Regions from separate parts of the Homo sapiens genome. Here region 2 is linked to region 1. A link is a loop called in an ENCODE intact Hi-C map of the cell type or tissue named here. Cell type or tissue: HCT116. All regions are shown on one strand. Each heading gives the region's core, and the rest is flanking DNA. Links, peaks and the distances in the headings are about the cores only.

Region 1 (2,920 bases), core at 291-2,790:
GAGCAGCGTACCCATGGCAACAGGTGGGAGGGCAAAATATATGGAAATGAATATAGATAGGTTATTGATAGGATACTGAGAGAAGTTCATCCAGGAAGTTTTCTTCTGATTGCTTCAATTTTCCAGTGAATTTTCCAGTTCTTTAACTGAGAGTATCTGAAAGAGGGGGAGCGGAAATGGGCTAGGAAAATGCAGAAGGAAAGAGAGCTCCAGGAGACCATATATTTCAAGAACACGTGGCCTGCTTGTGTATGTACATTACCCACTTGGCCTTTGAAGCTATTACTGGGATCCAGATTTTATTCTTTTCTCTCTTTTGGAAAGTTACTTCTCTCTCATTTCTCAGTGCCTTTTTGGTAGGGGGAAATAAAAAACACGTGTTTCTTTGAGCAAGGTTAGGTGTCTGTCTTGTCCTGATAAAAAGCTAATTAAACAGCAAATTATTTTTTGAGAATCTTCAATGTCCAGATATAGCTAATCACTCAGTTGTATTTATTGTTACTAACTAGATGTCAAAATTAAGGAAGAGGACTATTGATATTGATATTGTGGATTTCACTTTGGGATTCTTTTTCAGTTTTTAAAAAACAGCAAAATTTTTTTATTCTTGTTTTAGATGTTCTTAATAGTTGCTCCTCTTTCTGTCCTCTACAACTGGAAGGATGAATTGGACACCTGGGGATATTTCAGAGTCACTGTTTTACATGGAAACAGAAAAGATAATGAATTAATTCGTGTAAAGCAGAGGAAATGTGAAATTGCTCTAACAACTTATGAAACACTACGCTTATGCCTGGATGAACTTAACAGGTAATGGGAATAATAGGAATAGGAATGATTGTATTAATAGTCTACTTACATCCCTTTATATTAAGAGTTTTTTTTTTTTTTTTTTTGAGACAGAGTCTTGCTTTTGTGTTTTTAGTAAAGACGGAGTTTCGCCACGTTGCCCAGGCTGGTCTCGAACTCCTGAGCTCAGGCAATCCACCCACCTCAGCCTTCCAAAGTGCTAGGATTATAGGTGTGAGCCACCGTGCCAAGCCTATATTGTGATTTTTTAAAAAGGAATAATGATGATTCCTTTGCTTGATTTAATTTCATTTTAGAATTATTGAAATATTTAGTTCATAATAACTTACTCTCTGAGAAGGAAAAACCTGCATCAGGTTTTCTAGAACTTCTTATTCTATTTCTTACATTGAATACAGGATACTTCTTCAAACACTGATTGTTAAAGAATGATAAGACTTGTCCTAAATCTCATGTACAGCCTTTTATGCAGACACTGCCTCTGAACTAGGTCAGTAATTTTCATGAATTATTTCAATTATGGGAGTCTGTTGTGAATATAGAGGGGCAAAAACTACACACACACACACACACACACACACACACCCCCACACCCACACACCCACTGTAGCATAGAGTGTGAGGGAGAAGTGGCCAAGAGGTAACACCAGTGAGATAAGCAGGGAAAAGATTATAGAGAGTATTGGAAGGTACTTTGAGGATTTTGATCTTTATCCTGAGAGCAATAGAGTGCCCCCTACAGTGTTGTCAGCAGATTACCGATAGGATAAAAATGATCAGATTTGCACTTTGTAAATACCTTAGCTTCTGTGTGTGCAGATAAAGGAGAGCCAAGCTGAATGGAGAAGGACCAATTAAGAGGCTTGTTATGTGCTGAATTGTGTCGCTTCTCCTCAACCCCCATTCCACAATTTAAATGTTCAGGTCTCAACCCCAGCACCTCAGAATGTAACTGTGTTTAGAGACAGGTCTCTTTGATTAAGTTTTAAAGAGGTGATTAAAACCGAGGCTGATTGGGTGGGGCCTGGGTCCAGTATGACTGGTATCCTTATAGGAAGAGAAAGAGACACCAAGGACACACACACACCACAGAGGAAGGGACTTGTGAGGACACAGCAAGAAGGCAGTCATCTGCAAGCCAAGGGGAGAGGCTTCAGGAGAAACCAAATTTGCTGACACCTTGCTCTTGAAATTCGAGCTTCCAGGATTGTGAGGAAATAAATTTTGGTTGTTTTAAGCCATCCAGTGTGTGGTATTTTATTTTGGTAGCCCTAGCAAACCAATACAAGGCTTTTATAGTAATGTGGTCACGGGACCATGGTAGTGAGGTCTGAAGTCTTCATAGTTGTTCCAGCAGTAGGCTGGGCCTTGGTAAAATCATTAGTTTCCATCTGCTTGTAGCCTAGATTTGTCTCTACAGGGATACAATTTATACCTTTTAGGTGAAGATTAAAGCATGGCATTAGAAACAGTTATCTAGTAAGTCTTTAAAATGTTTAGACATTATAGTTATACTCAATTTGAACTACTGCTAATGAAGGAGTTAATGATATTCCCCCAAAGTCAACCGAAGTTTAGAAAATTGGTAATTTTTTTAAGGTGATACTTTCACATCAGCATTAAAATGATTTAGCATAGGATGAAAATGATGAACAATTGATAGTTGTCTCAAATTTTATGAGCACACAAAAAAGAGAGTAAAAAAATCACTAATTAGCCATGTGGCTTTGGGTAAATTAGCCCATCTGGAAAATGACAGAGGATGAATTAAATCAGTCTTTGTGAAAACTAGCCCCTCAAGCCCAGCTGGAGAGTTGTATTAAAATCAACTTTAATGAGAGTTAATTTGTGTAGAATAATTATGCCATTTCAGGAATACAATTTGATGAATCTTGACCAGGGATTGGTAAACTTTTTCTGTAAAGGGCCAGATAGTAAATATTTTAGGCTTTTGGGCCACATATAGTCTCGGTTGCATATTCTTCTTTTTTATTTTTATGACCCTTTAAAATGTAAAAACTATTCTTAGCTTACTGACCATACAAAAGTGGCCACGGGCTGGATTTGGCCATGGGCAGTAGTATACTGACTCCTAGTTTTGACAAATGAG
Region 2 (2,920 bases), core at 114-2,613, 51 kb before region 1:
TTCATCTTCAAAGCAGGCCCCAGGAACTCAGCTTTCTTTCCTCTCCAGCAACTCAGCCATCCTTTCTATCCCTTCAGATTTTGTTTCATACCACTGCATAATCTCCCTCATTTTGCATTTTCTTCTACATCTGTAGATAAGCACAGAAACCTAAAAAATTTAAGGATCTTATTCCTGATCTCTGAAAAGAAATAGGATAATGAAGTAACCAATCTGGTAGAAGTGAGTAAGGTTATAGAATCCTTCCATAATTAACAAGTTATCTGTTACTTGTCCCTTTCAAGATGGTAAATGGATCTAGGAGGATGAGACTTTTGTGTGTGCCTTTTTCTCTCCCCGCTAAATTATATGAATTAGTTTTATCTCTTTAGGATTTGCCAAAAAGCAAAGTGGTTATCATTATTGGTTAAACACATTGATATTTATTTATTTTAGCAAACATGAAAGCAATTGTTACAACAGGACTACAACAGTCAGCAGAACTGGGTCCCAGCTGGTGGTGACTCCAGAAAATAGTCAGGGTCCCACCTTGTGCCCACTCTTCCATACCTTTCCTGAATAGTCATCAGTGTTCTAGGTCTGGTATATGTTCCCTGAAAGGCAGCAAAGAAAGAGAGTACAGACTGTAGTGTCCCTGATAAGATCATATGTGGATCTCCTAATATCAATTTGGCTTGAATACAAGGACTACTTTCCTATTCCAAGGGCAGGGTAGAGGTACATACCTAGGACATGGAATGGCAGATGTCTGAAATATACATTGCAGACCACCACACTTCACTGAGGTGTTGCCCTCTGCATTTATTCCTGAGGGTGGAGTTCACTAAACCACTTTCCTTCTCACCCCATTTTTAGATACAATCAAGGTAGAATAATAGGTGTTTCCTAAACTCAAATTGGCAGTTTGCAGTTTCTAGGACATCAGCAATGAATGACACCCTTTTAGTGAACCCTGGCCCTTCCCCTTCCCCCTAGGAATGATGAACATAGTTCATGTCTTTACTAATCGTCTGTGACCCAAGCATCATACTGAGCACAACGTGTAAATATCAAGAAGACAGTGTTCAAGGGCAAGGCTTCAGTATATGAGGGGCAGCAGAAGTGATGGGGGGGAGGAGGAGTGGAAGACCAAGGCTGAGCCATTCCCCAGAGGGATCTTGTTACCAGGAACGTTGCCAAGGCAGGGGCTTTTGCAGCTGTGTAAAGAGCAGATTGGAGCAAGATAGAAGCCTGTTGTGAAAACTGGGGCCCAAGATCAGGGCTGGACAACATCAAGCATCTTTGCTGCTAGAGTGCCTAAGCGTTGAGTCACAGCAACTTAATCCCTCCTATTAATACCTGGTTTGATTCTAGAGACTGGGGTGAGGCTGAGTCCCCTATTGGCTGCCAGAATTTCAGCTGCAGGGAGACAAACTCCAGGAAATCTACAAGTTAGGCAAGAAGGATATGGGGAAACAGAGGTCAGTTTCCAGAGAATTAAACAACTGACATGAAAGACTTAAGGGCTGTTCCTGGTAAAGGAATCTTTACGTGTAGGAACTGGGCAAGGAGAAAAAGAGTCCAGTTGCATTCACATTCTCACCTGAGTGACAAGAGAAGGCAAGATAACTAAGCGGAACTTTTTTCATTCTGTTGCTTTCTAAATTTTCAAACTAAGTTTAAAGAACAATGAGACTAAGTCTGTAGGTCACGACAACCTGGCAACTTCAAGTTAGACCTCCATAATCATGAGTGTTTGCTCTCACCTATCAATACCATGCCATTCTGAGATTGCCAGACCAGCCTTCTTCCCAGCCCTGGCACCCAGGGCTCTGGCTCAGCTCTTTAATACCTACTTCCCTGTGCTGACCTGATGCAGGAACTGCTGGCCTTGCAGCTTGTCCAATGTCAGCCTAGCTCAAAACTGGGTCTTCATACCTACAGTCCAAAGAAGGTGTTGAACTTGCTAATCTAAAGGCATCAAAGGGCTGCAATATGTTGGAGTGGAAAGAGGAATAGAAACTTAATGAAGTTGCCAGAGAGCAACAAGAAACCAAGAACAGGCAGAGCTTAATTTTAGGCTCCAGGGATTTTCCCAGACTTATTTTCACTGTTTCTTAGGGCTCCAATTTTCTAAGTCCTTTATTCTTCAGTCAAATGAAGTACAAGGAAATGTGAGAACTCTAGATGAGTCCCTGAAGTCATTGATACTAATCAAATGACCCTGGCAGCTCAGATCAGCAGGCACTTTGGGAGCATCAGCAATGACCCCTGTGTCCTTGGGATGTCACTCTCCTGCTATAAAGTCTTCAGTGGATCTCTACTGCCTTGGAATAACTGGACTCTCTAGCCTCACCTTTAAAATCTTCCAGGAACCCTTTCTCTCACTAATCCCCTTCAGGCGCAAATACTCCAGCAAAACTTAATCACTGGTTTTTCACACTTGACATGAACTTTTTCCATTTTCTGACTTTTCTCAAAGTTTACCTTGTGTAGAATAATATTTTATCTAACTGACACATCTAAATATAACTATTCTTCAATGCCAGCTAAAAGCTTATCTCTTCCAGAATGCCTTCTTTCTGATTACACTAATCTCTGATCACACCTACATTTACTTGACTTATATTACTCAGCATGTTTTTACTATAAAGTAAATCTTGTGTCATCTTCCTCATTTACACTGCACATTCATCAAATACAGATATTATATGTTATCAATATTTTCAAATGACCTCAGTGCCAGAGTTGAACTAATCATATTCCTCAGTTCATATCACCTGATCATTAGAGTTGAAGCAAAACACTTAATTTAGATATTTATTCCTTTTTCACCTCATTCTGTTACCGTTCCCTCTCCCATTCCCCTTTCCATAGACAACTGCTCTGAGTTTGAAGTCTAACACGTGTATACATACTCTTGCAAAATATAATAATATAG

What was found. Peaks named below come from ENCODE experiments on the same cell type or tissue, not always from the same donor. Only the 100,000 strongest peaks of a DNase experiment are listed, where the experiment ranks them.
Region 2: it touches region 1 in a loop (5-fold over the local background); 2 of 110 quality-filtered maps call a loop at or near these places.

Annotation. Positions count from the first base shown.
Region 1 is chr9:95,906,462-95,909,381 of GRCh38, forward strand. ERCC6L2 (ERCC excision repair 6 like 2) reads left to right here. Exons shown (of 19, transcript NM_020207.7): 4 at 617-810. Among named protein-coding and RNA genes, the nearest start is that of ERCC6L2-AS1, 32 kb to the left of the region's middle. In HCT116, for the core only: a CTCF peak has its summit at 1,553; no DNase peak of the experiment used is centred there.
Region 2 is chr9:95,856,083-95,859,002 of GRCh38, forward strand. All of the region lies in intron 1 of ERCC6L2-AS1 (ERCC6L2 antisense RNA 1), which reads right to left. Among named protein-coding and RNA genes, the nearest start is that of ERCC6L2, 18 kb to the right of the region's middle. In HCT116, for the core only: no CTCF peak of the experiment used is centred there; a DNase peak (open chromatin) is centred at 1,315; H3K4me3 peaks cover 386 bases; H3K27ac peaks cover 973 bases.